Regions from separate parts of the Homo sapiens genome. Here region 1 is linked to region 2. Evidence: chromatin loops called from intact Hi-C (ENCODE). Cell type or tissue: prostate gland. All regions are shown on one strand. Links, peaks and the distances in the headings refer to the core of each region. The heading gives the core; the rest is flanking DNA.

Region 1 (15,803 bases), core at 2,724-10,723, 610 kb before region 2:
AGTTCCGTCAGAAACACCTCCCCGGAGCTGTTGGCCCGGAGGCCCTGCCAGGCCCAGGTCCCCTTGGGCCGGTACTCCAGAACGATGGCTGTGATAGGGCAGCCCCCATTGTTCCAGCCCTGCAGGTTAAGCCGAGCATGCGTGGAGTTGATGTGGGTGAAGAGGTGTTGGTCTTTGCTGAAGGAGGGCTCTGGCAGGCCGGAGGGAGAGAGAGAGGTTAGAGAGATTTGGTGGGAGGCAGGACTGGACTGGGCTGGGCTGGAAAGGATTTCCCTGGGGCAGCTGGGATGGCAGTGGCTCCAGGAGAATACATGTTTGGCACAGATGGGGTGGGGAAGCCCCAGGGCGCAGAGGAGGAAGAGGAGGGGAGGGAGGAGAGGGAAGAAAAGGGCAGGGCCTGGAGAGGGGCCTCAGTAGAGGAGGAAGGGAGCTGGGAAGAGGCAAAGGAATGCCACCTTCGGCCACCCGGTGGGGAAGTGGAACTAGTTTTTCCTAATGGGATCCATCGGGACACTGTGGTGACGGGAAGGAGGCTGAGGCTCCTCCCTTCAGTCTCCCTGCATCCCTGGACCCCTCCTTCCCCACCCCAGCCACCTTACACCCCATACCTGGCCCCTCTAGCCCACCCTCCCTGGGCCCATCGCTCCTTCCCTGCCCCAGTGGCCTGGGCCTCACCCCGCCCGTGGGTCTTGGCCTCGATGATCTCGCTGATGCGCCCAGAGCCCACGCTGTTCTTGGCTGCCAGCTTCACCTTGTACCACGTGCCACACTTGAGGCTGTCCAGCTTGAAGGAGCGCTCGCTGGAGCTGATGAACACATCCTTCCACTCCTCGCTGTTGTCCACCGAGTACTGTAGCACGAAGCCTGCGGAGGGTAGGCCTGATTCAGGTGGGGGCAGGGCAGGGCAAGGCAGCAGAAGCCCAGCCTCAGGTACCCCAACAGGGGGCTGGGCTCCAGGCAGGGGGCAGAGTCAGGCTTTTGGTCATTGGAACGGGCATATGCTCCTTAGAAGCAAAATTGGAAGGATCAGCCCCAGTCAACTCTCTATGTTAAACCAACCAATCAACAAAACACTGTGAGGGCCTGGGGTCCAGCCCCCGGCGGGTCTGACGCTGTCACTTTGGTTCTAGTGTTAGGGGTTAGCGGCAGGTTCGGGAGGGGAGAAAACCAGAGTTGTGAGGCTCACAAGGGGTCCTGTCTAGATCTTCACTAGGATCTAGACACGGCCCCCTGAGCAGCAGGCTCAGAAGCACCTGGGGCGTGTTAGAAAGGCAGGTCCTCAGCCCCAGCCCAGAGCGCTGAGTCAGAACTGCATTGTTACAAGGCCCCTTGGTGACGCAGACGCACGCCCACACTTGGAAAGCACTGATCTAGTAGTCCATTTGTCTACTTCGACAGATTGGGAAACCCAGACTCAGAGAGGGAAACAGCCTACTCCAGGGTCACACAGCTCACAAGTGGCATTGGAGGGGCGGGCGTACTAAATCCCAGGTGCCTGGGCCATTGCAGTTCCCTTGGCACTTGAGTGACTTCCTTGTGGGTCACTTGGCCCCCAGATCGTTTCTGTCATTTGGAGACAAATGGCAGAAGTGGGTGAAGCCCCTTCCCTGCCCCGGGCCCAGAATTCCTTCCCCTATCTTCCCCCGCATCCAGACCCCTCCTCACCTCGGATGGAGCTGCCCCCATTGTCACCTGGAATCCAGGTCAGGGTGATGGACGAAGCTGAGGTTTTGGAGACAGTGAGGCGGGGCTGGTCCGGGGGAACTGTGAGGGGAAAGCCACCACCCCTTAGCACAAGGGCGGACCCTGTGATGGGGTGTGGGGAGTCCCCCCGTGACGGGAAGGTGCTGGCTCTCCCACACCCTCACTCCCACTCCCACTCCCCAGCTCTCCTGCCTCCCCTTCCATGTGCACCTCTGTTTCTCCAGAGGTCTGTCTCTCCCTTGGTTTGGCTTCTTCCATTCGATGACCCTCTCGCATGATGGAATCCCTACCCTTTCTCCATCCCTGTCCCCACCTGGGGTCACCTGCCTCACAGAGCCTCACCTTGCACCAGAAGGTTGACGATGATGGTGTCAAAGCCACCAGTGTTGGTGGCCGTGCACGTGTAGTAGCCAGAGTCCTCAGCCTTCACTGCACGCAGCAGCAGTGTGCCATTGGTGTGGATGAGCCGGTGCCCATCCATGGACACTGGAATGGCCGAGTCTTCACTGCCAGGGGCGAGGATGGGGCGGGTGGGTCATGTCAAGCACCCCTTCCTCCTGAGGCCCTCCCCCCGGTGTGTGACAAAGAGAGCTGGGGGTGGAAGGAGGCTCGCCAGGGAACGCCGGGTTCTTGGGGCTTTGCTCAGCACTCCCTGGGGGTATGAGGTAACCCAGCCTCTTTAACCATCCGGGGAAGGGAGGTCCTTGGCTCCCAAGAGGGGAGCCAGGAGGCCAGGCCTGCTTGAGAGAGCAGTAGCAGCACACCCTGCAGGGCCTCTGCAGGCCTGGAGGCAACCGGGTCACCAGGCAGGAGGGCCCCAGACTCTTCTCCACACCGCTCTTCTACTATATCCCTCTTTGGGGCCACCCCATCCCTCCACTGTCCCGACACACACCTGTCCTTGGTCCACTTCACAGCAGGGGCTGGATCTCCCACTGAATTGCAAGGCAGCCGAACATCTTTCATCCAAGGTGTTGTCACGGTGCCCCCAAAGGAGATGATCTTTGCTGGGGCTACAGGGAGGAGAGGATGAGGGCCACTCCACTTCTACCCCTGCACAATATCCTGGCCTCCTTCCTTAGGGCCCCCTGGATTTACAGTTCAAATCCTCCCTCCCCGATCTGACCTCCACCTTGGGCTTTTGGTGAGGGGTAGGTGTCAGGGAATATTGGCTGGGAGACATTGACTCAAGAAACATTGATGAAATACCAGTTATGGTCAGGATCACAAGAGGCTCTGAGGATTCAAAAAATGAGTATGATTTATTCCCTGTCCTCACGTTGATCACCATCCAAGAGGGAGACAGATACTTAAGGAAAAATTATAACGGGGCAAAATGCTATGGTAGGTGCAGGCACGAGGAAGCCTAGGGGTGCGAGGCAGGGGGAATGAATGCTGCCCATAAGTGGGCAGTGGAGGCAACGGCCGGGAATAGCATCTGGAATTGGAAGCTCTGACTTGAAGGTTAAGAAAGACTTTATAAGCAGGGAAGGAGACACATGTCAAGAAGAGGGAATAGCACTAAGCACAGACATGGAGACCTGAAGCTCACGGCAGCTGTGAGGGTTTGCAAATACTCTGGGGTAACCAAAGCTTGAGTCCAAGGGGACGGGCAGAAGTAGAATCTTGGGGGCTTTGTTGGCAGGGCCAGGAGACTGGACTCCCTCTTAGAAAGCCGCCACCAGAGGGTTATAAGAAGTGGTGTTGGACAGGCCTGGTGGCTCACGCCTGTAATCCCAGCACTTTGGGAGGCTGTGGCAGGCGGATCACCTGAGGTTGAAGTCAGAAGTTCAAGACCAGCCTGGCCAACATGGCAGAACCCTGTCTCTCTACTAGAAATACAAAAAATTAGCCGGGCACGATGGCAGGTGCCTGTAACCCCAGCTACTCGGGAGGCTGAGGCGAGAGAATCGCTTGAACCTGGGAGGTGGAGGTTGCAGTGAGCCGAGATCATGCCACTGCACTCCACGCTGGGTGACAGAGCAAGACTCTGTCTCAAAAAAAAAAAAAAAAAAAAAAAAAAAGGAGTGGTGTCCTCAGCCGATTTCAGATGCATCCTGGCTGCTTGCAGAGGATAGTTTGGTGGAGGGGGTCCTGGAGGACACAGAACGTGACAGGATGGTGGCCAGAATGCAGGCTGGAGGTGATGCGTAGCAGTGGGGAGATGAGGGGCTCAGAGCAAGAGCTGACAAAACTTAGGGTCTGGCTGGTTTGGGGGAAGAGAGCGGGGAGGGAAGGATGGCTCCCAGGATTCTGGCTGGGCCACCAAGGTGAGTGATGGCACCCTCATGGGAACAGGGCACACTGAAGGAGGGGCAGGCTTGGCAGGAAGGACCGGATGGCTTCATCTCATACTGAGTCCACAGTGCAGCCACAGCTGTAGCTAGACCACAGGTGGGTGCGTGTTCTGGAGCACCAGAGAGATGCCTGGACCAAAGACGCTGATCTGAGAGTCAGCAGGCATGATGAGGCCACAGGAGGGGATGCAGACTGACAGGGAAGTGACCAACTCTAGGATCAGCATGCACAGGCACAGAAGAGAGGACGGGAGTGTCCCAAGGGTGGTGGCGGAGGACTGGGTCAGCAGCATCACAGAAGGTGCGGGGCCACAGGTGCCCAGAGTGTGGTGGGTGGGTAAATGCATCTAGTGCCTGGGAGATCGCCAGGCCCAGATTTAAAGGAACCAAGTGCCCAAGTGCCTCAGAGAGTAGAGGAGGCCCATGGAGCTGGGGCCCTTCTTGGGGTGGAGGGAGAGTGAGAGTGAGGGAGCAGCTGAGAGGTTCAGGTGCATGGCGTGGGGGTGGGCTCCTGTGCTGGTCGTGCCAGGTGCCAAGGGGCTCTCAGAGCAGGGGAGTTCTGGGGTCTGCTTGGAGCAGTGGGGGCACCAGACAGGCCCGGCAGAGGGGTCCACATGAAGACGGCCTCCATGCGGGGGCGGTGAGAAGCCTGGGGGCTTTGTGGGTGTTCTCAGAGTTTCTCCAGAGATCAGGTTCCAGACCTGGTTTTGCCACAGGCTGGGGTTGGCTCCCTGAATCTGTGTCTCAGGGTGTGTGTGCATATGTGTGTGTATGTGTGGGTGTGTATGTGCATCTGCATGTGAGTGTGTGTATGTGTGTGTGTGTGTTAGTGTATGTGTGTGCGCAGATGCGTGTTTGTGCACATGCATGTGAGTGCATGTTGTGTATGTGCATATGTGAGTGTGCACGTGTATGCATGTGTGTATGCGTGTGTATATGCGTATATGCATGTAGTGTGTATAGTGTGTATGTGTGTGCATGTGTGCATGTATTAGTGTGTCTAGTGTGTGTGTGCGTGTGTATGCATGTGCATATGTGTGTGCATGTATTAGTGTGTATAGTGTGTATGTGTGTATATGTGTGCATATGTGTATGCATGTATTAGTGTGTATAGTGTGTATGTGTGTGCATGTGTGTATGCATATATTAGTGTGTATAGTGTGTGTATGCATGTGTGTGCACATTAGTATGTGTATGTGCGTAAATGTATGTGTGGGTCTGTGTGTATAAGTGTGTGCGCGTGCATATGCATGTGTTTGTGCGTGTGCACATGTATGAGTGTGCAGTGTGTGTGTGCGTGTGTGTGTATGGGGGAAGGGGGCAGGAGTGGTTGTCTTTCCCACCTCACAGGGCGGCTGTGAGGTGACGCTGTGTGAATGTGTTCTAGGAAGTCCACAGCTCTCTAGGACCGTGTTTATTTAATGCCCCCAGGAGAAGAGGCCAGCCTTCTGCAAAGATGCCCAGCCCTCACACTCCTGCCTCTGGGCCAGTGCTAGCTGTTCTGGAAGGGTGATAGGCTTTAGGCCCCTTCCCTTCCTGAAGAAGAGGTTGGTGGTAGGGGTTAGGGGGTGGTAGGAGGTGCTGAGGCTGTGTGGAAAGAGCCCTGACTTGGCGCTGGGAGAGCTAGCTCACTCCTTCCCGGTTGTCTTTGCAGCCCATGCCACTCCTGCCTCAGGTTGCTCAGCTGTGGAATGGGTCAACAAGCCCTGCTGGCAGGGCAGGTGGAAGCCCCTGGCCCACCGTAGGCCCTCGATCAGATGCTGGCTGGCTCTGAGCCCGCGGCAGGGTAGGGCTTGGGGCTCTTGTGTTTGGGCCAAGAGAAGCTTGAGTGGCCCCGGTAGGCTGGCCAGGCTGCGCAGGCACCACCTCCTCTCGTCTGGGCTGCGGTGGATAAGAGAGTGGGGGAGTGAGGAGGGGCCCAGGGAGGCCCAACGGCAAGTAGAGGACCTGCGGTCCTGGGCTAGTTGTGGCCAGTTCCTACGCCCCAGGGAGAGGCAGACGCTCAGCCTTGCAGCTCTACCTGCGCGGCTGCTACAGCTTGCCCTTGGGATGAGGCCTTGGAAGTGTCATTCCTCTGAAAAGTGGGGGTGCAGCCCCCATGGCACACCCATGTCCCGGTCAGAGATTCAGTGGGGCACTCCCTAAGAGGGTCTGATTCTAGCCCAGAGCCTTCCTTCACAGCACGCGCTCCGTAAAGGTCTGCGGATCGCAGGAATCCGCCATCGCTGGAATCACCCCTGCCCGGTGTCCAGTTCAGCACGGGGGCTCTCCTTTGAGCCTCAGCTGCTCTGTGGAAGCAGCACACCCGGCTGTAGCCACCTCTGGAGGAGCTGAGCATTGGGACAAAGGCCCGGCTTTGAATTGGGGGTAGAGGCGACTCCCCCTTTTTCAAGCTGGGAGTAGGGTTTGGACTCGGGAACTGAGTGCACCCTGTCCACCCGCCCCAGGCAAGAGCCGGAGGCAGCCTGTTGTGAGGCTTTGCTGGAGTCAGGGGGCAGCAGAGGCCCAGTCTTGGTGTGTGCGGGAGGCAGGCGGGTGGCCAGTTCCTCACAGCTGGGTGGCAGATAAAGCGGAGCAGGCAGAGACCCTGTCTGGGGAGAACCAGGATTCTGTAAGGGAGCTTTTGGAAGTGTTTGCCCCTCTGCCACAGCCTCAGGCTTCTCACCCTTGCCAGCAGGCTCGATGGTCACCTTCTCGCTGCTGTTGCCCCGGCCGGCAGAGGTGACGGCGGCCACCCACAGCAGATACTGCTGACCGCGGTTTAGGTGGGCGATCCGGTAGAAGAGCTGCTCTGGACTCGTCTCGTACTCGCTGGGAGCCTGCGGGGCAGAGGCAAAGAGGCTCTAAGAAGCAGAACTGGGGCCCTCCAGCGTCCAAATCTTCCTCAGTGCCCGGGGCTCAGAGGAGAGGATGGCGGGGTCGGATGCGAGGCAGGATTCTGTCCTATTTGCCCTTTCCAAGTTTTAGAGATGCAGCGGACAGAGTGTGCCCTGGGTTTGGTCCCTGGGAGCTGATGGGCCTGCCTCGCGGTGTTGCTGGGTCAGCCTCAGTTTACCTCTTTAACTGATCCACGCTCTGGCAGCTGTGGCTCAGGCCAGGGGATGTGAGTACTTTAGGTGAGGGACGGGGTAGCCAGGAGAAGGGAGAATGGGGGACAGGGGGTCCCAGGAAAGCCCTGAGGAAAGAGTCTTCAGGAAGAAGGCAAATGACTGCCTCTGCCTGATGAGGGTTGGAGACAGGCTCCTGCAGCCTGCTCTGGCTCCCGTCACCTCCTAGCCCTGCCGTCTAATTACCACTCCTGCATTTTGCAGGCAGCACGCCCGCCCGTCCAGGGAGGAGGGGGCGGGAGAAGGAACTATGAAAGCTTTACTGGGTAGCACTTTATTAATGATTATTAGTGGTATAGATCACCATATATATTTGTAGGTTATACAAATCTATAAAATTTTTTTTAACAAAATGACAGTTTTGACAAGTTGCCAACAAAACAATATCGGATCCCAGTGGTTTTACCAGTTGCTTTGATGAAAAGATTATGTTGCCTTGGAAACCAGAGGCTCAGATATTGAAATGAATTTGAGAAGGAGCTTTTGATAAGCGCTAGTTTGCAGACCTCCTGTCAGCCTCTTCCCTGGCACGGGCGGGATGGGGCTGACTTTCATTTTATTTTATTTTTTGGTCAGCCGCAGGGAAGGGAGAGGAGGACAGCACCAGGGCCCCTTTGAAAACAGAGCGGAAGTCCAGGGAGGGAGAGCAGCCCCAGAACAGATGGGGGCCCGAGGCCAGAGGGAGCTAATAATTAGTTATCTCTGCAGTCACAGGATCTTGCACACACACGCTCACAAGCACACACACATGTAGACGCATGCACACATGCTGAGGAACAGACCTCCAGGCATGTATGGGCACAGAGGGACATTCTTCATGCCCCATAGTGGGGCTGAGAGGCCCAATAACTTATAACAGGAGGAGACATCCTTTTTGGCCCCAGGCCATCTGCAGGGAAATGTTAGGGGAAAAGGCACAGGCATCTCTGCAACACACACACACAGCTCCCTGGCATATTCCTCCTGCCTCCCTCGTGGGGGTCTGGCCTTGAATCCAGGAGGTCCGGGGGGGCAGGTGCAGAGCCACCCTTGAGCCCTGGTGGTTGGGAAGCCCTTTCAGGCCACAGCACCCTGGGACTGGTGTGCGTATCTGTCGTTGATATGTGCTTGAAGTGTGGGGTAGTGTAGTGGCTTCAACACCCTCCTGCCCTTCCTCCTGGGCATACAGCCCGTAAGGTTGCCCATAGTTTCTGGACGCTGTTTTCTCTCTTGCAAACTAGGGAAGCAATACAGCTCTGCCCAACCTGTGTGTGACTGAGGCACAAGGAGGCAGGGGTGTGCACGTCCTTTGTAAACTAGGACATATTCTTCTCCGGGCTTGTTTTTGGTGACAGTACAGGAACGTATGTGTTTCTATGTACATGTGCATGTGTGGAGAACAGCTGAGTGTATGTGCTTGTGTGCATCAGTGTATACCTGAGTGTATATTTGTGCCTACACAGGCAGGGCAAGAAAGTTTGGCCTCTTCTTGTAGGTATTAGCATCCAACCCAGATACTGGGCGCTTTCCTTTTAACCTGGACACCCCGTGAGTCTCCTGAAATCATGTTCAAAAGCACACAGACATAGCCCCAAATAAAGTTCCAGTGGATCAAAGGTTTTTGAAAAAAGGCAAGCTATGAAAGAAGAAACTATAGGTAAATATTTACCCATTTTTCTAATCATAAAAATCAAGGCAAAATCATAAATGGAAATGATTGATAAATTCAGCTTCTGTAAAAAGAAAAACTATGATACATCAAAAACAGAATCAAAGGCTGGGCATACTGGCTCACATCTGTAATCCCAGCACTGTGGGAGGCCAAGGCAGGTGGATCACCTGAGATCAGGAGTTTGAGACCAGCCTGACTAACATGGTGAAATCCCCTCTCTACTAAAAAATACAAAATTAGCCAGGCGTGGTGGCGCATGCCTATAATCCCAGTTACTTGGGAGGCTGAGGCAGGAGAATCGCTTGAACCTGGGAGGTGGAGGCTGCAGTGAGCTGAGATTGTGCCATTGCACTCCAGCCTGGGCAATAAGAGTGAAACTCTGTCTCAAAACAAAAACAAAAACAAAAACAAAAAACCAGAATCAATAGGAAAGCAATGAATTGGCAGATACTTGCAACTTATATGACAGAAAATGGCTATTATCCTTAATATGTAAAGAACACTTATAAATCAATAAGAAAAATATGAGAAACCCAAACAGAAACCTGGACAAAGGACGTAAATTGACAATTACCCAAAGAAGAAAAATATAGCCAATAAACATATACAACCTAACTAGTAACCAAAGAAAGGTACTTTAAAATAAGGCACATTTATAAAAAATCCATCTAACAAAAATAAAGCAGAACAAATCAGAAAACAAATGTGGGATCAGCATAGGTGCAAAGGACAATACTGTTGGCCACTCACCCTGCTGGTAGAAACATACATGGGTGCAAATGCTCCGAAGGGCAATTTGTAAGTCTGTATGCAGAACTTTAAGAATACTTATTCTTTGTGACCCAGGAATTCCTATAGAAATTTACCCTAAGAAAATATTAAAATATGTGCATAAAGATTTCTGTGAAGGATGTTCATTGAGACGTAATTTATAATGGTGAAAATTTCAAAGACACATTAAATACAGAACAATGGGAGACTGGTTAAGTAGATTCTGTATAAACAGCCACTCAAGATCATGTTTTAGGTCAGGTGCGGTGGTGGCTCATGCCTATAATCCCAGCACTTTGGGAGGCTGAGGAGGGCGGATCACTGAGGTCAGGAGTTCGAGACCAGCCTGGCCAACATGGTGAAACCCTGCCTCTACAAAAATACAAATATTAGCCAGGCGTGGTGATGTGTGCCTGTAATCTCAGCTCCTTGGGAGGCTGAGGCAGGAGAATCACTTGAACCCGGGAGGTGGAGGATACAGCGAGCTGAGATGGTGCCACTGCACTCCAGCCTGGGTGACAGAGCAGGGCTCCGTCACATACACACGAAAAAATGTTTTAGAAGAATATCTGATGGTGTAGGAAAGCACCAACAGGTATTCCATGAAAAAAGCAGATTGCATTACGTTATGTATAATATTATTTTAATTTGGTTTAATGAAACACCTCAAAACCTGTACTATGTGTACAGATCAAAGACTGGAAGACTATATACCAGTGTTTATCTGTAGGAAGTACATCACCAGTGTTTATCTGTAGGAAGTACAAGTAATTTTTACTTTCCTCTCTATTCTTTTATATGTTTTACAGATTTTCTATAATAAAATTGCATTATTTTTATAATCAGTGAAAAATGTATTATATTATTAGTAAAATGTCTACCAGGATTCAGTGTAGCTGTGGCCATCCCCAGGGGTAGCTTCCCTAGAGCCAAGGCCATACACAGTCTTTTCTGAGGATGCCACAGGTATGGTTCATCCGCTCCCGCCAGCATGTGTGAGCACACACAGTCTCAGGTATCTGCCTATAATTCCAGGCTCATGCCACAGTTTTGCACTGTCACTGATACGCGCGTGTGCCCTCACCCCTAGCACCCTCTCCCAGAGCTGTCTTTCATAAATGAGTTTGTGTTGAAATTGTTTGGAATTTGGAATATATTTGTGCAAAGTGATCACGTCACACACAGTGGTTAGGTCCCCAGGTCCCTCACTAAGTTCAGTTTCCCCCCAACCTTTGACCCCAGTCCCCCTACAGGGCTGAACTGAAGTTCTCATCACATCAGCAGGACTTGTGTGATACTGTCTGATGGCAAATCGCAAGACATGAAGAAGATGGAGGGAGGGTCCCAATGTCTCCATCAGCAGGAGGAGGGGACGGGGACCAGGAGCTCTGTTCCGGAGCCCGGGAGAGGAGCCTGAAGCCTGAGTTAGTGAGGAGGCGTGGCTCCCGGACACCAACCTTGGAAAGACTTCATTATCAGAGGAGGAAATGACTGCAAAAGTCCAGGCTAGAGAATGACTACCCTCTCCCACCAATTAAGGAACAGAAGCTTGCCCAATATCTGAGGCTATAGAATTGCTAGGCTGCTACCGATTCATTCTTCGAATGTGTATTCCATGACCAGGATGTTCCAGGCACAGTGTTCAGCCTCTGGGGACCCAAAGATGAAAAGATGCTGCCCCTGTCCTCGTGGGGGCCTCAGAAACCAGGGTGGGAGACAGATATGTGAACAGTGACTGCCTTCAAATGCATTCAGTGTCTGACGGGAGTGAGGAACGTGCCACGGGAAGAAGCCGCGGGGCAAAGGTGTGGAGGTGTGAAGAGGCACAGTATTGTCCAGAATTGTGAACAGCTTAGTGTCCTGAGAGCCTAGAATGTGTGTGTGTGTGTGGGGGGTGGGTAGAGTTGGGGGGAGACGGGAAAACAGAGCAGGACACATGGCTGAAAGCATTGCCCAAAACACACCAAGTGTCTGTGCTGATGTGGAGTCACTGGAACTCTTATCCCCTGTGAGTGGGGGTGTGATTGGCATGAGCACCCAACAATGGCAGGCTGTTCTCAGTGAACACCTGCAAACTCTGTGACCTAGCGCTTCCTCTCCTAGGCGTACACCTGGCAGAGATCCATGCCCATGAGCACCCAGAGACACATACAGGAATGTTCACAGCAGCACCATTTGAAGAGTTCCAAACTGAAAACTGCCCCAAAGCCTTCCATCAATGGATACTAACGGCTAGCCCAATGGATTAATAATCATAACATATGCACACAAAAGCTATACAGAAGAATGAATGAGCTATAACCACATACAACAACGCGAATGAAATTCAGGAATTCAAAATAATGTTGGGTAAAAGAAGCTGGACAAATGGTATGATTCCATTTACACAAAGTACAAAAAGAAGCAGCACTAATCTATGCTATTGAGGTCAGGATGATGGTTACCTGGGAGGAGGGGCAGGCGGGAGCTGGAAGGGGGCATGGGGATTCAGGGTGTTGTAATGTCCTGTTCTGTGCTCTGGGCGCTGCTGCTTGGGTGGGTTGTGAAAATTCGCGGAGGTCTACAGTGATGACGTTTGTGCACTTTGCTGCATGTGAGGTAGTGGCCGTGAGGATGGAGTGGGGGGCCGCAGTCAGTGGGCTTCCCCTCTGGTAATAGAACTCTGGTCTCACTGGCGGGGAGCTGGGCCACCTACCACTCAGAGGGTAATTCAGAAAGACCACAGGAAAGCAGAGAGTATAGGAGGAGATGATGACACAATTACTGAGCAATTTCAGGGCAGCTTTCCTGGTGGCCATAAGCTTATCTGCAGATCTCAGGCTGATGCCCAGTTGTTGATGGAGGGAGGAGCAGGCCTCCTGCTCCTGCTTCTGCTCCTTGCTTCCGTTCCTTGCTTCCAGCCCTGGGCACATCTTCCTGACAGTACTCCTGCCCCTCTAGTGTGCTCCCCTCTGCCATCCACCTCCACTAGACTGGAAGCCCCTTGAGGGCAGGTATCTGCTCCTGCTCCCGTACCTAGAACAGGCATTCTCTATAGTAGTCACTCAGCAGGACTTGGTGGTTGACTGGCTGGAGATGATGAAAGAGGCAGAGGGGAAAATACATATGATGGGATATAGGTGCATATCCCACTGCACCCATCCCCATCCTCCCTTCCCTCTCTGTGGGGCCCCTCAGAGCATCAGTGGAAGGGCGGCTAGCCCCTTGCCCTATGTCCTGCCTGGGGGCTGCCCCCTCTGCTCCCAGGGTTAGGGCAGATATCGCAGCCTCTCAATCCTCTCCTCTCGCCTGAGCCCAGGCCCTGGTCGAGAGACGCCTGTGCCTTCTCTCGGCTTTCCCCCGTCTTTCCTCCTCCCTCAGCTTGCTCCATGTGGAGGCGCTTATGCAGGGCAGAGCTCCAACAGCACCTCCAAGCCCAGACCAACCATGTTGAAAGATGGTTCATTCCCAGAGGGCACAGACCAGCCTGGGGACCTGCTGGGAGCTTCCTCTGAGCCAGAGCAGAAGAGCCGAGGCTGACCTCCCTTCCACCCTGCCTGGTTGGGCATGGCCCACCTGACTCAAAAGAGCCCCCAGTGTTTGTGACAATCTTGTGGCCTCTGGAACAGAGGACTGACCCAAGATGGACACTGAGTAAGGCTTCGGCCACTCTGGGTGGCCAGTCCCCATTCTTATCTATGAATCCAGGCAGAAGCTCAGATACAGGCAGCCTCAGGGTTTGGCCTGGAAGCCGGCTGATGTACAAGGTCCCTTTTCTTTTCTTCCATCCCCTTCATCATCTGGCCCTGAACTCACTTACCGGCTGGCCAGACCCGGGGCTGGAACAGAAGATGGTGTACTTGCGGATCACCCCGTTGGGCTTGGTAGGGGGGAGCCAAGACACAACCACACTGCTAGCTGATGAAGGGACAGCTTTGATGCCAGCAGGGGGACCTGGAACTGAGCAGGGAGAAGGCCTGGTCAGTTGAGAGAAAGCAGGAGCACAGCCTTTGGGGAAAATGACAGAGTTGGGAGAGGGAGGCAGATCAATCTGGGAGAGCTTCTTGGAGGTGGCATCCTTGAGCTGTGGTTTAGAAGGGGAGGGTCCATCCAGCATGGTAAACAGGTGGGAGGAGAAAATGATCATTTTGGAATTGTAACGAAGTCTCTGAAATGGAGGCCCTTGGAGTGCCAGCTTCAGAACTGTTTGGCCAGAACCAAGGACTTAGGATAGGCAAAAGAGAAACAGAACCTATGAGGAATTCATCTTGATCCCTCTGACCTTAACCCCTGACCCTCACCCCCTTACTAACTGTAAGCATGTATTTAGGGGGAAAATACCCGGCACCTGTCACTTTCCTTTTTGGCCTGTGAGTTTCTTGAAGCTGGGACCACAACCTGTTTTCTGGCATGAGCCCAGGGCATTGCCCTTGGAGTGCTGGCTGGGCCCTTTCTGGAAGAAAGTCTACCTTAGAAGTCACTAGGAAATCCATCCTAAGTGGATTCCAACTCTTATGGACTCTGATGTCCCCTTGCCCTCCTCTCTGGGCCTGTCTCTCCTAACTGGGACCCCAGGACTCTGCCTGGGAGACTGGAAGCTTCCTGCTCTCAGCTCACACTCCCTATCCTCATCTCTCCATTGTATGGTTGTGTACTTGTTTCCTTTCTAGAAACTTTTATGATCTTTTGAGGACAGTGATAGCATCCCATTCAATTTATTTTACCTCTCTGAGCCTCCGTTTCCCTATCTATACAATGGAGATAAGAACTCTATTAAAAGGTTGTATTGAGAATTAGTGCTAATTAAAGTACTGGGCAGGTGCGGTGGCTCATGCCTGTAATCCCAGCACTTTGGGAAGCCAAGGCGGGCGGATCCCCCGAGGTCAGGAGTTTGAGACCAGCCTGGTGAAACCCTGTCTCTATAAAAAATACAAAAATTAGCCAGGCATGGTGGTGTGTGCTTGTTTTCCCAGCTACTAGGGAGGCTGAGGCAGGAGAATCACTTGAACACAGGAGGCGGAGGTTGCAGTGAGCTGAGATCACGCCATTGCACTCCAGCCAGGGCAACAGAGCAAGACTCCGTCTCAAAAAAAAAAAAAATAATAAAGCACCTAGCACAGTGCCTATTGCATAAGACACTCAATAAATTGTAACGATTATTATTTTTGCATTCTGTCTCTAACTCTCAGCTGATGGCACCTACCTCAATGTTTTCTTTCCTAGTCAATCATTTGGGGCTAAATAAAATAACTAGATACAGCGTCATCATCCTTCTGGGGGCCTGAGTCCAGAACCTGGGAATTGTTCTTGACTCCACCTGTCCTCCCTGCTACACAGTCCTGTGTGTCACTTCTGCTGGATGTCTCTGCAGCTGTGGGGTAAACGAGTCCATGGATGGCCACTGGGGTAAGTGCACTAATTGGAGTGTTCAAATCTCTATCCTTGCATACTTTTTTCCTATCAGTTATTGAACGAGGTGTGTCAAAGTCTTCCACTGTGGTTGTGAATTTGTCTCTTTCTCCATGTAATTCATCAGTTTTTGTTTTTTATATTTTGAGGCGATATTATTGAGTACATTCAAATTTAGAATTGTTTTATTTGCCTAGTAAATTGAGTCTTTTATCAGAACAAAGGGTTCCTCTTTATCTCTACAAATTCTTTTTGCCTTATAGTATGTCTGACACTAATATTCCAGTTTTCTATTAGACAGTTTGAATGATATGTCTTATTTTTTCCATTCATGTTGAACCTTTCTATACCCTTATGTTTTAGACATCTCCTGTAAACAGTACATATTTGGGTATTGTTTTTCACCTACCATTCTGACAGTCTTTATCTTTTAATTGGAGGATTTAGTTAATTTATCTTTAATGCAATTATTGTTATATTCAGGTTTAAATATACCATCTTATTAAATACTTTCTATTTGTCTCATCTATCCTATCCCCATTTTTCTTTTTCTTTTCTTTTGTGGCTTCTTTAATTAAGTCAAATAAAAAATATTCTATTTTCCTCCCTCTATTAGCTTGACTGTTACACAGTCTTTCACTACTTTTAGTGGTTCCATAATAGATTACAACATGAATCTTTAGTTTACCAAAGTCTAATATCAATGGGCACTTTTCTTCTCAGACAATGCAATGACCTTAGAGCTTCCATTTACCCTGTCCCAACCTTGCCATTGTTGTGTATCTTATTTCACTTTATTTTCATTTTTTTTGAGACAGACTCTCACTCTGTTGCTCAGGCTGAAGTGCAGTGGTGTGGTCTCGGCTCACTCACTGCAACCTCCAC
Region 2 (15,803 bases), core at 5,043-13,042:
CACCTTACTATTTACCAAGCCATTTGGATGAACTGACCTAAAGCCAGGAGATCTTGCAAATGGTCATCCCACCGCCCATCTAAATCATGATTTCTCTCCAGATGCCCCTCCAACTCCCATTTAAAGTTCCTTCTAGGATGGGTGCGGTGATTCATGCCTGTAATCCCAGCATTTTGGGAGGCTGAGGGTGGGCAGATCACTTGAGGTCAGTGAAACCCTGTCTTTACTAAAAATACAAAAATTAGCCAGGCGTGGTGGCGGGCACCTGTAATTCCAGCTACTCCGGAGGCTGAGGCAGGAGAGTTGCTTGAACCCATGAGGCAGAGGTTGCAGTGAGCCGAGACTGCACCACTGTACTTTAGCCTGGGCAAGAGTGAGACTCCATCTCCAAAAAAAAAAAAAAAAAGTTCATTCTACTAAAAAAAAAACAAAACAAACAAACAAACAAAAAACCTCCTAGTTTGATCACTTAGAAGAAACCTCCAGCAGGTGATTGGACATCTCTAGCTTTTAGATTATACTGACAAGGAACTTTAAAACAAAACAAAACAAAAAATGAAGAAGCAAGCAGCACAACCCCCTGGAAGATTAGCAACACATCAAACAAAATCAGAAGGAAGTTCTAAAACTCAAAACCTAAGTACAACAGACCCTAGTGGGAGGCCCTAGGCTTTACTATTAGGATCAATGGTGGAGGCAGATGTGGAGATGATATTGCCCAAGGTCCAGGTTTGGCAAGAAAAATGGAACATTTTCATCTCCATTGGCTTCTAGGCCCCCTCACCCTCAATACATCAGGTTTTATGGAGCCTACACTTTTCTCCAGCTGGAATCAAGAATTCCTCCTTTGTTGCTCATCTGTTGCTCATCAATTCCACGTTTTAAAGATCAGTTCAAGTTGCAGAAGAATAGATATCACATAATTCTAGTTATGGTATACACACATGCACACACACACACACACACACACACACACACTAGAGAGAGAGAAAGGCTGTCACCAAGTTGCGGTTCTCCCTATGATTAAGGCAAGTCAGGGCAGGTGTAAAGCAGGTGATGATAGGGTTTATGAAGAACCAGGGGAGTGGGGTAGGGAGTAGAAGTAAAAAGAGCCTTTCAAGTTTTGCCTTAGTATTAGCTTGAACCATATAAAATTGTCATTTTTAAAGGTCAAAAACAGGTATCATCAATTTCACATGATTTTCATCTTTTGCAATAGAAATATTTGTGTGATGAATAATATTGCTGAAGAAAACAAACCAATCACATAACAATAAAAAATCAAGTATCTCCTGTTTGAAACTAGACCCATTGGTTTGTTTACTGCTCTCTAAACTTTACCTTCACTCTCTCTCTGATAATGTACAGCTCTGAATCTTTCAACCCAGTATAATGAATGAACAGACAGCAGATTTCAGGCAGATCTTTTTAACTCTTGACCATCGGGATATTTGCTTTAGCAGTGTGTGATGACGGAAAAAGACTTGGAGCCAGGCCATCTGGAAGCTAAAATATCATTACTCTGGGCAAGATTGAGTTTTAATCCTCTCTTATGTTGAAATGGGGATTAAAATATTAACTTCACAAGGTTAACGTGAAGATTAAGTGAGACGTGTATGTGAAAGGAGAGTTATATGGCTCCTGACACATGGTAGATATTCAATAAGTTATTTTCCTTCACTTAGAGTGAAATTTTCTAGAACAGCATAGAGTGTTGGCAGCTCTTCAATAATTTATCAGTAGCCTTTGTCCTCCTCTGGACAGAGACCAGTTAGGCACCAAGTACCCATAGAGATCTCCACCTACTGATGACCAAAAGTCTGCCTTTGATCTCTAATGCAACAATAAGGTGGGCAGAAACAGCCCCTGACAGATCACAATTTCCTATGACATAAAACAAGGCTCAGAGTCGGGCCCCTTTATCTTTAAGTGATGATGCCACTTTGGTCTGATACCACATTAGATTAGATGGATGTGTGATCTCCTACCAAGCACACAGGAAGATTGGCATCAACCTTTGCACTGATGATAGGGTTTATGAAGAACCAGGAGGCCCCAAAAAACTGTAAGTCCTGGTGCCTGGCTGTGTCAGAAATGCAGTCTTAACATCAGGTAGTTTCCTGCCTGCTTAGCCCTCAACCTCAACAGACGCCTGGATATCAAGAACCTTGCCTTAAGTCTGAGCCAAGTTGTCCCTCCAATTAAGGCAAGTCAGGGCAGGTATAGAGCAGCTGTTCCCAAATTCTTCAGAGTTCCCTACGGATCTTTCAAAGAATGGAGTACCTGGGACCCACTCCAGACCTATCCAAGGAAACTCTCCAGAGGTGGGCCCAGGAATTTGTAATTTTCAATAAGCTCCCCAGGGGATTCTTTCACAGCCAGACTGACACCGTTTGAGTCTGGAGGACAGAGGAACAGGTCCATCAAAGTCTATTCATATGAGAGTCGGTATAGGGAGTTTCCCAAAGTAATTAGTTCTGGTTATCTCACTTTGAGGAGGAAGAAAGTGAGAGTCATACTGAACATACTTAAGTTTAGAGAGAAGGATGTTTAGATTTGAAAATGTATTGTTTTGAGTAAAGGAGTTTAAGATAAATAAACATTTTAAATTTCTTTGTAGAAGCCAGTCCCAAGAATAGTTTTATTACTTCCCTAAGCAAGATAAAGTCAAGGAATAGAAGTGAGCTTCCCTACCACTGAATGAGTTTTAGGAGTAAACCGGCTGCTGAGAGTCAGCCACCACCCCAATGCGGTGACCTTGGGAGAAATGACACACACTTTGTCCTTGTGTCAGTGGCCCACATGTTGTGTGCATCTGCGAGGGTCTAAGGGGGTTAGCATATTGTGACATGTTTACACGTGGTCTGTGACATGGATTTATTGGCGATCTCATCTGTTTTTAACTAAATTAACCAATTAACAAGCATTCTAGAATACATACACTTGTTGTGTGTCTGAAAACAGAGAGAAAGGGAGAGAGATGGAGACAGAGAAAATATCCAAAGAATGAGCCCTGGCCCCAGTCGGGGCTTTGGAGGTTGGCATTCTGGGGCATTCTTGACAGATGACACCCTGAAGCTCAGCTCTTCTGCCCTGACTCTTCCTCAACAGAATCTTGGTGGTGGCTCAGGACAGCCAAGATGTCATCTAGGAGCAGGCATGGGCAATACACCCACAGCCGGCCACAGCCATCTCAGAGGATCCCAGACCTTAGACTGTCCTGTCCAGAGACTGAGGGCTGGGAGAGATGGAGAAAACAGTGCTTCTGTTTGAAGGATTTAGTGGACGGAGAAGCCCCATGGACAGAGAAGCAAATAAGTTATTTCAGCAGCCAAACTGAGACTTTGAGTATGAGCTATGGCCACTCACCTTGGGGGCAGTCAAGGCAAAGCTTCCTTTACAGCAGCCTAAGCAAATGCCTTCTGTGGGCTGGGGATCTCTGTGACCCTCCACATTTGTCCCAGGGTACTGGCTTGAGTGCCTAAGCTTTGCTAGGCAAGGTCTGTGTCTTGGGAAGAAGGAGATGCAGACAGCAGCCCAGAGCGTTTCAAGGGGCTTGTTGACAGTCTCTTAGGAGGTGTCTCTGGGGCTCAGATGGAACCTCGCCAAGCCCTCTCTCTGCATGCCTCCCCATCACTGCCCCCAGAGTGGGGGTGCATCCGTTGGTAACATGGGAGGTGATCATAGTGGTACCCAGGAGCCATTTATTGTTTTAATAGCTATGCATTTATTTTCACGTTTTTAAGAAGAGACTTAACTAGCATATCAAATCCTGATTTTGTGGATTTTATGTCTTAGAACAAGGTTAAAGGAAGTAATTAATTTAAAAAAGTGAGTCAGATTTAAGAAAAATATTAGGCCGGGCACGGTGGCTCACAGTTGTAATCCCGCTGAGGCGGTCAGATCACCTGAGGTCAGGAGTTTGAGTCCAGCCTGGCCAATATGGCGAAACCCAGTCTCTATTAAAAATACAAAAAAAATTAGCTGGACCTGCTGGCGTGCTCCTGTAGTCCCAGCTACTCAGGAGGCTGAGACACGAGAATCACCTGAAGCTGGGCAGTGGAAGTTGCAGCGAGCCTAGATTGCGCCACTGCACTCCAGCCTGGATGACAGAGCGAGACTCCATCTCAATAAGAAAGAAAGGAAGAAAGAAAGAAGGAAGGAAGGAAGGAAGGAAGGAAGGAAGGAAGGAAGGAAGGAAGGAAGGAAGGAAGCAAGGAAGCAAGGAAGCAAGGAAGGAGAGAGAGAGAGAAAGAGAGAAAGAAAGAAAGAAATTAAGTAAATAATGATACAGCTGGCTCAGGAATGATGCAAAAGTCATAAAGTATGGGGGAAAAAAACAACAGAAAACAAAAAACAAAAAACACGGCCCTAGATTAAACACATGAGTAATAGCCAAACAGCAGGCCATCCCGGAAGAGATGGAGGTGCTTTCTAGAAAGGACATGACCTAAAGGAGTGAAGTGTCACAGGTCCTGGGCCAGGATGGGGAAGGGGAAAACCTGCCCTTCAGCTTTCCTTCCTCCTGCAGCCTCATGCCTATCGCCTAGGCTGAAGAGCTGCAAAAAAAAAAAAAAAAAAGCAAGTGAAAACGATGATGATTTTGCCAATAATCATAATGTACTACTTTTGCAACCAAAAATATATTTTTTTAAGTAAGAGCGCTATTTCACTAAACTTCCCAGGGACATTGCCAGCGTGAGCTTTAGCAGCAACGTCAGGGGTGGGCAGGGGTCAGGGATCTTTTCCAGGCCTCCACAGGGTAGCCACTGCCCTGGCACCAGGGACCACAGGAGACAATGCCACACAGAGCCAGAGAGGGGCAATGGCCCCTGCCAAGAGTGGCCGGGAGACTGGTCCAAACATTGAATTTGAGACACTGGCTGGGGACCCCAGAACCGTCTGTGAGTGATTTGAAGGGAAGCTGCAATTCTCGCATGTTTGTTCCACCCTTAATTTTTTTTTTTTTTTTTTTTTTTTTTTGAGACAGAGCCTTGCTCTGTCACCCAGGCTGGAGTGCAGTGGCGCGATCTCTGCTCACTGCAACCTCCACCTCCTGGGTTCAAGCAATTCTCCTGCCTCAGCCTCCTGAGTAGCTGGGATTACAGGCACACACCACCACGCCCGGCTAATTTTTGTATTTTTAGTAGAGACGGGGTTTTGCCATGTTGGCCAGGCTGGTCTCGAACTCCTGACCTCAGGTGACCCACCCACCTCGGCCTCCCAAAGTGCTGGGATTACAGGCATGAGCCACCGCACCTGGCCCATCCTTAATGCTTTTAATTTAATTTTTGCGTGTGTGCTTTTTAATGGTCATATATGTTTGAGTATAAATACAAATATACTTTATAAATACATAAATATCAGAGTGCATGCGCAAAATTGTTTATTGATGGGAGGCGTGATCTAAAGAGTCTGGCAAGGGTAAGTCCACGTTCCTCACTAACTACTCCTGCCTTGGATTGCCGTCAATGTGTCCGCCGTGCAAACTGTGCCTCCCACACTAGATGCTGAGGGAGGATAGTCAGGGAGGTGTTGTGGAGACCTGTGCCACTGAGTTCAAACCACCTCATGCTGAAGTGGAGTCACTGGGGCCTAGAAGGTACCAAGGGGCCCAGGATCCTTGTGGGGAGCGGATATAGAGAGGGTCTTTGAAGTCTCTCAGTACTGGAATGAGCACAGGGCTTGCCTTCAGAGGAGTGTGTGCTGGAGCCCCAGCCCTGGGACACACCAGTTGCACAATCTCAGGTGAGCCACTCTGACCTTCCAGGTTGTCTTCCATAAAATGAAGAGGCTGGTGAGTGATGTATACCTCGTGCTATTGCTGTGAGAGTCACATGAAGTAATGGAAGAGGAAAAGGGCCTTGGGGAATCACAGAACATCTTCCTTCACCCAGGCAGCATCCCAGGCACAGGTTGCCCCACAGGCCTCCTGGGCTCCTAGGTCTGTAAAGACGGGGTGCCAGCTGGGGGAACCTAGGCCAAGGCCCCTGCCCAGACAAAGCCAAGTCTGGCTCAAGTGGGCCAGAGTCATGCACAGCCCAGGTGAGCTGGGCACTAGCACCCAGCCACTGACACCAACCATCAGCTGCCCCTGCCATCTGGAGACCCAAGGCAGCTTTGGTTCTCCGTTTATCCCCACCAGACCTTGGGCAAGAAGGTGGGGAGCAGAAACAACTGACACATACAAAGTGGCGGTCACCCATCCTGAGCACCCCCGCAGTCCTCCTGCCTCAAAGCCTCCATTTCACTCACTCTTCTAGCCCCCACCCTTGCTTCCTCATCATAAGTGCCGGCCGATGCATGCATGTTGCAGAAAATAGGATAAATCAGGGTTGCTTTGATTGGTTGCAAGTTCAGAGGCTTTGGGGTTTTGTAGATCTGCCCGAAGCATTGAAACACCTAAATACTTGGATGATTCCTCTCTCCTTTGTCACCTCTGCCACAGGGATGCATCTTGAATCCCAGACCCAGGACTTCCAAACCTTTGAGCATCCTTTGTAGAAAATGGCTCCAGTGACCTCCCCCAATCCATCCCCACCCTATCTGCAGAAGAGCTTATCTGGGGGCAGGGAAGATGCTTTGATTCATTCCATTCCCCTATTTCTGATTCTCATCCTTTAGTAAAGCAGGAGAGACAGAAGGGATTGCTCTGGGCTTTTGTGAAGATGTGTGAGGGAGGTAGAGGCAGGCTCATGTTTGCCTGTATGCAGAGCCAAGAAAGGACCAGTGGATATCGGAGGCATTGTCTTTTATTCTAACTGGTGGCACAAGAAGCAGAGAAACTATCCTATCCAGTTTTGTACAGACGATGCTATGCCTTGTATTGTTCTCTGTGGATTTATAACAAAGGCTGACATCCTGAAACAGATGGGAGTTTCTCACACTCAGGCACACAGCTTGCTCACCCACCCCTGGGTCTCCCACAAGCCAGCTCACTGCCTGGCACACAGGAGCCATTCGTGGATGCTGAAGTGAGCCATGAGGACAAGGCCATGCCTGATTCGGCACTATCCTAGCACAGTCTAACACAGCTGGATGCTCGGTTTTCTTTATTTGATTAAAGGCAACTTAAATTAGCGGCCACTTCTCTCCTCCCCATGCCCTGGATGAGACCCTCATATTGAACACCCAGCAGATCTTGCAAATCAGGGCTGAGTCTCAGCGATCCATTGCACTGGTGATAGCCTGAAATTGAGGTTAAACCCAGGCGAGAGCTCTCCCAACAGCCCAAGAAGGGGGTAACGGTGAGAACTCTCACTACAGTGCAGACAGTGTAACAAGGGCTGCCAGCTCCACCCCACCTGTGCACACCCTTACCATCAAAACACACCACAGGAAGGGGAGAATAACAAAGCCAGCCATGTCATCTGTGGTTTCACCTCTACAGTGACACATTTTCCTGTACTGGTGCCCCAGCAGGGCAATCTTAGTTTAGGTTGATACTAATACTAATACTAATACTAATACTAATACTAATACTATACTAATACTAATACTCTTGGGTTGATTGTGAACAAGAGACACGGGTGACGCAGGGAGAGTGCTAGGTGTGAGGTCCCACCTGCCAGGTGTCTGAATCATGAACCTTCTGCAGAGGGAACAGTACTGCCTGCCTCCCTAGAACATGGCGCTGATGACATGAGAGGTGTGAAAGTGCCTGGCAAAGAGCGGGAACTCTTCCACACTGTACATTGTTTAAAGCGGGAATAAGAGTTGCTGTCCAGGTTCAAAGGCAACTCTTGGAACAATGCGGGTAGCGGGTGCTCTTTGCATAAACACCATAGAAAAGGTCATCCCCACCCACGTCCCCCAACAGCTGTGCAGCTCTGCCTCCCTTTCCCCAGAGGAAAACTCAGACTCCAGTTTCCCGCGTCCGGCCTTCTACGGCTGCTCAGGACTCCAGGGGACAAAAGAAGGGCGAGAGGCAGGAGTGAGAGGGAAGTGGGTGGTTTGCTGCAAGCGGGGAGCTGCTGAGGGCAGGCTGGGGCCCTGCAGGGAAGCAGGGAGATTGTGGAAGATGTGTCTCCCACGCAGAGGAGGATTTGCCAGGAGGCCAACAAGCTAAGCTTCAAGCCGCTCACTTGTACGGACCCTTCCAAGTCCCTCTTCCTAAGTTTGTATTTATAATTTTGTATTCTTCATCTAAGAAAGCCTCAAAACTATGTAAGCCTCAGGCCCCCACAGAACCTGAGTCTGCCCTGGCTCCCACATAGAATGCTTCTCTCCTCTGAGATAAGCCCCTAGCTCTTCCCTAACGTGATCGCCTACGCCCCCTTCCTTCCAGCCACATCCCACGACCCCCACCTGGGCATTTCTCTGTCCAGCCAAACATAGGCATTGGCTTATAATGTGCCCCTGCCTGCCTCTCCTGGAACCTCTCAGCCTGGGGCACTCCTGCTCACCCTCCGAGACCCACAGCAAATACTTCCAACAATAGGAAGCCTTCTCCCAGGTCCCAGACAGAATCAACACTTCATCCTGGGTGCTGCCACCACGCTCAGCATGTCCCTCTGTCATAGCACAAATACCCCACAGGGGACTGCACTGTTGAAGGTCCACCTCCCAGCCTAGGCTGTGGTTCCTCCAGGGTCCAGACAGGCTTATCTGATTCTGTGTCTCCAAAGCCTACTAGCTCACAGCCGGGTCCGGTGGCTCACACCCGGAATCCCAGCACTTAGGGAGGCCATGACGGGTGGATTACCTGAGGTCAGGAGTTCAAGACCAGCCTGGCCAACATGGTGAAACCCCCATCTCGACTAAAAATACAAAATTTAGCCAGGCGTGTTGGCAGGGCGCCTATAATCCCAGCTACTTGGGAGGCTGAGGCCAGAGAATCGCTTGAACCCAGGAGGCAGAGGTTGCAGTGAGCCGAGATCATGCCGTTGCACTCCAGCCTGGGTGACAGAGCAAGACTCTCTAAAACACACACACACACACACACACACACACACACACACACACACACACAAAGCTTACTAGCTCAGGGCTCCCAGGTACAGGGCAAATGTTCCTTGAATAAATGAATTAACTGATGGCCTCAGCCAGGGACAATGGCAGAGTGACTGAAAAGGTCGGACTTCAGTCCTGGAGTCCCACCTGCATGGCTCCCATGCTCTGGCAACCCTTCCTTGGATTCCTTATTCAACTCCTCCAAACAGCAGTCCTGAGAAACCATTCCTGCAACCTGAGCGCCCTCTGGTGGCTGAAATGTTGCCTTCCCCCAAGAACTAGAGGCAACGGGTGGGGCCTTCCTTGGACATCCAGCATAGCTCTTTAATTCCCTAAAGCAATGTGTTTACAAGGCTCTTATTCACTTGGAGGCTCAAGTCCTACCATTTATGTTATTCTTTAGCCTGGAAGCTTTGAGAACTCATCTCATTCAAGGTCCCAAAGACCCCCACCCCAGCCCCTGTTCCTCTGACAGTGATGTGGTCTCCACATCTGCCTGCAAGGTCTCAGAGAGGAAAAAGAGGAGTTGGACCAAGACACAATCGCAAACACTGTAACCTCAAATGTTAAAATCCTGAAAGATTGTAATCTCTAAAGTCTAAACCCCTAACATCTAAAATCCCAAAAATCACAATCACAGGATCGTTTTTTGTTGTTTTTTTCCTTCCTTTTTCACTATTTTAAATTTTCAGCATGATTTTTTACAATTCCCTATGCTAGGTATTTCATCTTTGCATCATTTGCAAGACTGGAGGTATAAGTTATATAGACTTTTAGAGAGTTCGAATTTGTTTTATGCAGGGTTTTGGGGGTTTTTGGGATTTTTTTGTTTTGTTTTTTTGTTTGTTCTTGTTTTTTTGTTTGTTTGTTTGCTTGTTTGTTTTCAAATTTGGCTCCCTGAAAGTGCATTATCACCATGTCAACTTTGTGTGGACGCATTGTGCATGTACAGAAAAACATTGACATTTTCTCATTAGATAAAGAGATGTCCTTTCTGTACATCTGCCTTTGTGAAGTTAAATTTTCTTGGAATCTCAGCTCCTTGCAGCTTGGAATGCAGCTCCATGGATAGACAGCTGCATTTTTGGTGATGATCCATTGAAGTTTTTGATCAAACTCATCCAGAGACTTTGGTTGCTCATGCTGTTGTTTCAGATGACCAGTTATAAAGCTGGGTGCACACAAGTAACAACCACGGTGCCATGGATTTACATCTTGCCCTTTTTGACCTATTTCTTTATGAACATGGTTCATCTGCTCATAACTCTTATACCCATGCAACCGTCATTACCTGAGTGTTTATGCGTGCAAAAATATGTATGTTATCACTGCCTATTTTATTGTGTAATGTACACTATAAAGTGTCCTGTTGTGTTTTTATATGTTTCCAATATAAATCCCCTTTGAAATGTAAATAAATATGTTTTAATGAATGTTTTCATTATTTTTTCCAGAATTATATTTTCAGGATTTTTTTTTTTTTTTTGAGACAGAGCTTTGTTCTGTTACCCAGGCTGGAGTGCAGTGGCCCGATCTCTGCTCACTACAACCTCCACCTCCCAGGTTCAAGCGATTCTCCTACCTCAGCCTCCTGAGAAGCTGGGATTACAGGTGCGCGCCACCATGCCTGGCTAATTTTTGTATTTTTTGGTAGAGGCAGGATTTCACCAAGTTGATCGGGCTGGACTCAAATTCCTGACCTCAAATGATACATCTGCCTCAGCCTCCCAAAGTGCTGGGGTTACAGGCGTGAGCCACTGCGCCTGGCCTAATTTTTGGGATTTTGAACTTTCAGGATTTCAACATTCAGGATTGTGTCTTTTGGAATTATGATCAGCTCCAAAAAGGGAAGGCCGTCCCTGCCTCCCATGTCTCTGGTATGACATTCCTGTTTGTGGCTGCCAAGGCCAGTTTGGCAGCCTCTGAGTGGATCCCTCAAATTCCAGGGCCTCCAAGATATGCGGATTTTCTGCCAGGGTCAGGATGAACTATAGAGACCCCATCTTGCAGGAAGTCATGCGCTATTCCTGGTTTCCTAAGGACCCCACCAGCTGTTCCATTTCAACAGCCTTACTCACTCTATGCCACACCTGCCACCACCACCCCGGCCCTGCCACCTCCTACCAAGACATGCTTTGTTTGTGCTTTTTTGGCCTCTGCAGTGCTGAATTCATACCTGAATGTGATGTCTTTTGGTGGGGCATGTCTTCTCCTGGGGTCCCCCACTACTTGTTAAATATGTCTAGTCATTTCCCTTAGTTTCCCCTGGCTCTTGAAGGACTCTGAGTCGGAGACTCTACTCTATGCAATTCATTCTCATCCTCCTCTTCACACCAGCTCATGTCTGCCTACAAAACACCACCCAATAGCTGCTTCTTCTAGGAAGTCCTCCTTGGTTATTGATTCGATAATCATATACTATTCTTTTCCTACATAGGCCAGGCATCTGGAAATGGGAGAAAGAGCTGCAGACCTCTGGTGGAGAGAAAGAGGAGCTGAGATAGCACACAGTGACAGGTAATCTGTGCTATAAGAGGTAAACATGGGGGCTTGGAGAGCACTAGGGGAGATCCCAAAACCCAGATTTGAGGGTGATGCCAAGGAAGCATCCCTGGACTATGTGAGGTCTGTGATGAATTGTGAAGGATGGTCAGTAGTCAGTTGCCAAGCAGAGGAGGTGGTGAAGGAAGAAGAGGCTCTAGGCTGAAGGTGGACAGGTAGGAGAGATCACGGTTCCCTTAAGGTTCCATGTGGCCAGGTAGTGGCCGACGATCAAGTGGTGGATGGGGCAGGTCATGGAGGTCTTGCCGCTTCTCAAGGAGAGGCGGGATTCTATTGGCCCCTGAGAGGCTCACTTGGGCCAGGGTTGGGACATGCTGGGAGTAGCGAGCCCAGGCTAAGGCGGCCCTCCAGGCAGCCAGAAGGGTCATCCTGGAGAGATGATGGGAGCCTGACCCAGGGCAAGGGACAGGGGAGAGGTGGATAGGACATCAGGAAGGGAGGGTCAGCAGAACTGGGGATCAATTGGAGGTAGTAAGTTAGGGAGAGAGGGGAGGCCTGGTGACTCCTGGGTGTTGATTAGGCAACAGGGTGGATGGCAATGCCACTGATCAAAATGGGGACATGCAGGAAGGCAGTTCCATCGTCCTGTTGAGCTCAAGGTACCTGCCAGACCCCACGAGGAGATGTCCATGGGGCAATAGAGATGTAGGTTTAGAGCTCAGGAGGGTCCCCTGGACCAGAAAGCTGAATTTGGGAGATATCAGCACCCAGGTGATAGGTGTAATCGCAGAAGGGGATGAAATCCCCAGGAGGAGAATAAAAGCAAGAAAAAGAGAGGGCCACAGAGGAACCCCTCGGGAACACCAACATACAAAGTGGAGATGACGGAGAAGATCCAGACAGGGAAGGACAATCACGGTGTGAGAAAGGCTCCAGGAAGACAGGCCAATTCTGCAGAGAAGGCAAGCGAGATCATTTAACACCATTTGCAGAAGTAGCAACGGAGGTCATCAGTGGCCTCTGCAAACACAGTTCCAGTGAAATGAAGGGAGCAGAGGCCAGACCACCGAGGGGTGTAGAGTGGATGGAGGTGCAAGGAGGTGGTGAAGAAAGGAGAAAAATAGCCAGGCCACACATTTCCATGAGAACTGGAGGTGACAAAGGTTGGCCGCTCACTCCCCAAGCTGAGTGGTGAGGGGAAGGAAGAAGGTCTGGCCACAGGGCGAGAGCAGCCGGAAGCCTCAAGGGAAAGCGGTGCATTGGAAGAAGGGAGATGTGGGCATAGCTACCTGCTGGAGAAAGGGCGACACTGAAGGCGCAGAAGGAACTGCCAACTGGTGCTCTCTTAAGAAGGAGGAATAGAGTTCAGAAGGCTTTGAAGGGATAGAGACAAACCTTCCTGGAAACCAAAGTGCACTCAGGAAGGGTCTGGGTGTAGTTATGTGTATGGGAGTGGGAAGGATAAGGAGAGGCAAGACATGAGGCATTCCTATCTGAGGATCTCTGCTTCCTCTGTGCAGTAGGAGGTCAGAGCATCTGATGAGAGCATTGGGGGAGGGGAGTCCTGATGGGGACCTTGAAGAGGACTCTGAAACATGAACAGAGCCACTGTGGGGAAAGAACTGACCGTGGGCATCTAGATGACACACTGCTGGGGGTGGGAGACTCCGCTGGGCGCTGGAGGCAGTGCCGTTGCTGTGGTCACTGCTCTGTGGCCAAAGGACTTTTCAGCACCCAGGTGCAGGGGTGATGTGGGTGGATGGCTGGCCTGCCCCAGGGCTGCAGTGTTGCTGGCCAGGTGTGGGAGAAGAACAAGGATGAAGGTATTATATTTGCAAGTGAGTGGTATGTTGAGGGGATTCGCCTCGGAGGCTGAAAGCAAAGCCAGGAAGGAGCTGATGAAATGAGAGAAATCGGAGGTGTGATGAGAGAAATTGGAGGTGTCGGGAGCTGGGATTCTTTATGAGGCAGACAGCAGGCGGAATGCAGGCACGAGGGTGGAAAGGCTGGAAGGATGGCAGCGCAGGACTGGAGGATGACTGACCAGAGACTGAGCTTGATGATGCCAAGAGGCAATTTTTGTGGAATGAAACACAAACAGACATTATCGTTCAAAGTAAACGATGATATTCATCTCCAGTTCATCCAAGCCTATAATTTGATACCTGGCTGCAGGGTAGGGTAACCGCAGGCAGGGGATTAAACTCTGTTGACCCTGTGACCTAGTTGACATAGGGTCATACTGACAGCTAATTAATTGTCCTGCCTAATTAGAGCAAGTTTTGTAATTGTTTTAAAAATTTGTCTCAGGTCCCCGTGGCCTGGGGGCTGGTCACCCTGTTGTGGGACTGTTCTGCTGGGCCAGGAGAGCAGGGTCCCTGAAGCGGAGCATGCATTGGCTGCCACACACCTCTCAGGACTTCCCTGCAGCCCCCACGGTAATTGGCTGTCTCCTCTTCCTGGGCTCACCCCTCCTTGCACTGAGCTTTCTCTCCTCCTATCCCAGTCTCAGGTTCAGTATTCACCCCAGGGCCAGGAGTGTGGGGAAGGGGCTAGAGCTGCACATGGACCCAAGGCGGGAGGGGCGCAGGCCTGGGCAGGTGGGCAGCTTTGGACGAGGGACCAGCAAGCAGCTGCAGCCTGGGCACAAGAAGAAATGACGGGGCGAGGAATGGGGTGCGAAACCACAGGGTGAGAGGCACGTGCCTGGGACCAGGCTTGGAGTAGAAGCGAAACCAGAAATCCAGTTGTAAGCACAAGAGAAAAATCAGAACCTCAGGGAACTCAGGGCAGGTGCCTCTCTATCAAAGGAGGGGCAGTGCAGACTGGGAACCAAAAACCCAGGGCACCCATCTGGACCCGAGGGCTGCGGCGCAGAGCACGTCCTGCCTCCAGGCCAAACTGCTCTGGGAGATGACCAAGAGCCCAGCTCGGGGGGCCTGGGGAAGGAATGGGGTGGGAGCTGTCCTTCTGCAGAACAGGAAGCCACAGCTTCAGAGCCTCTCCCCACCTTCCTATCCCTAAAGCAGCAAGTGCTTCTGAGGCTTTGCTGGTAACTACAGAGAAGCAGGAGAGAGGTCAAAAAGGGCAAGAGGGGCAAGCGACAAATGCATCAGAAACGTCCCCAGAGCGTGGTGACAGAGCTGGGGGAGGCCTCCCACCAGGCCAGGGTCTTGTCCAGAGACAGGGACCATCCCAGTTCCTCCACACTTGGGTTTGTCCCACACTGGCGTCTGCACACAGCCTCAGTGTGAGTCACCAGGCACTGCCGGCACCTACCCCAACATTAGGTTCTGCAGAGGCCAGAGTGTGTGATTGAGAACATCTTCAAGCTCCCGGCCATCCTGTAGAGGAGTTATAACCTGGGGGGCGTGGGACTTCCTATTCACAGTAAATATCATCCCATGACACTGCTCCGATGTGAGAAGTCTCTAGAAGAGGGAAGGTCACATGAAGAACGCTGTCACCTGTGATGCCCAGGCATGGGGGTGGGGGCAGTTCTCAGTCTGGGAGGGGAAGTGGTGCCCCTCACTCCTCACACAGGTGCTGAGAGGAGGGAAGAGCACCCAGCATGGAGCCCACAGCCCTGCAGGGGTCTGGGCTCTGCCACTCACCGAGGGCTCACCTCTTACTTGGAACATGAGCAGCCTCATAGACACATCTCAGAGTGCAGAATGTGTGGAAGGTCTCTGCCAACTGTGAAGCATGACACACAAGTTGGCTGCTGTTGTTAAAAACCCAAGAGCACGCAACACGCAACAGGGGCTCTGGGGCCCAGGCAAGCAACTAACTGATAGGCCTTGGGGTGCCCTGGGGTCCGTCAGGATCCTTCAGTTTCAGCAGGTCTTCCCACATAGCTCTACCTCCATTCATTTGCCGCCTTACCTGGAAAAGCAGCCTGGAATCCCAGAGCCCTGCCTCACTCTGAGCCCAGATGAAACCCCAAACTGCTATTCCAAACCACCATATCTGAGACACAGGGTGAGGTGCTCAATCCTACTGGATAAACTTGTCTAGAATTCCGGCTCCCACGCCGGCCTAGGGATCAGAGGCCTCCCACTCCCTCCGTGACAGGGAAGATAAGTACCAAAGCAAGCTAGGAACCTAGAGGCAGGGAATGATTAGCATTTTATCTCATAGCCTTGAGCCTGGGAGTGAGTGGAGGCTGTACTGCCCTGGCAGACACACCTGCAGACCCACCTGTGAGGGCCCAGGAGGAGAGGAGTCTGAGTGGGGTGCCAGGAGGCAGCCAGGGCTGTGCCCAAGCCCAGTCCCTTTATCAAAACCCAATTCCCGCGCTCTAGGGGCTCCCTCAAGCCGTATCTACTCACATGCCTCTCCTCCAGGTC

Evidence for each region. Peaks named below come from ENCODE experiments on the same cell type or tissue, not always from the same donor. Only the 100,000 strongest peaks of a DNase experiment are listed, where the experiment ranks them.
Region 1: a loop joins it to region 2, with 2.9 times the contacts of the local background. A loop is called at or near these places in 9 of 110 quality-filtered maps.

What each region holds. Positions count from the first base shown.
Region 1 is chr11:117,437,220-117,453,022 of GRCh38, forward strand. It overlaps DSCAML1 (DS cell adhesion molecule like 1), which reads right to left. Exons shown (of 33, transcript NM_020693.4): 20 at 13,330-13,469; 21 at 6,667-6,820; 22 at 2,600-2,717; 23 at 2,047-2,210; 24 at 1,666-1,764; 25 at 676-864; 26 at 1-190. Among named protein-coding and RNA genes, the nearest start is that of CEP164, 120 kb to the left of the region's middle. RefSeq lists enhancers at 490-1,464, 5,337-6,317. In prostate gland, for the core only: a CTCF peak has its summit at 6,522; a DNase peak (open chromatin) is centred at 6,512.
Region 2 is chr11:118,044,384-118,060,186 of GRCh38, forward strand. The region is part of intron 1 of SMIM35 (small integral membrane protein 35); the gene reads right to left. Among named protein-coding and RNA genes, the nearest start is that of TMPRSS4, 25 kb to the right of the region's middle. In prostate gland, for the core only: a CTCF peak has its summit at 9,196 (motif pointing left); a DNase peak (open chromatin) is centred at 9,198.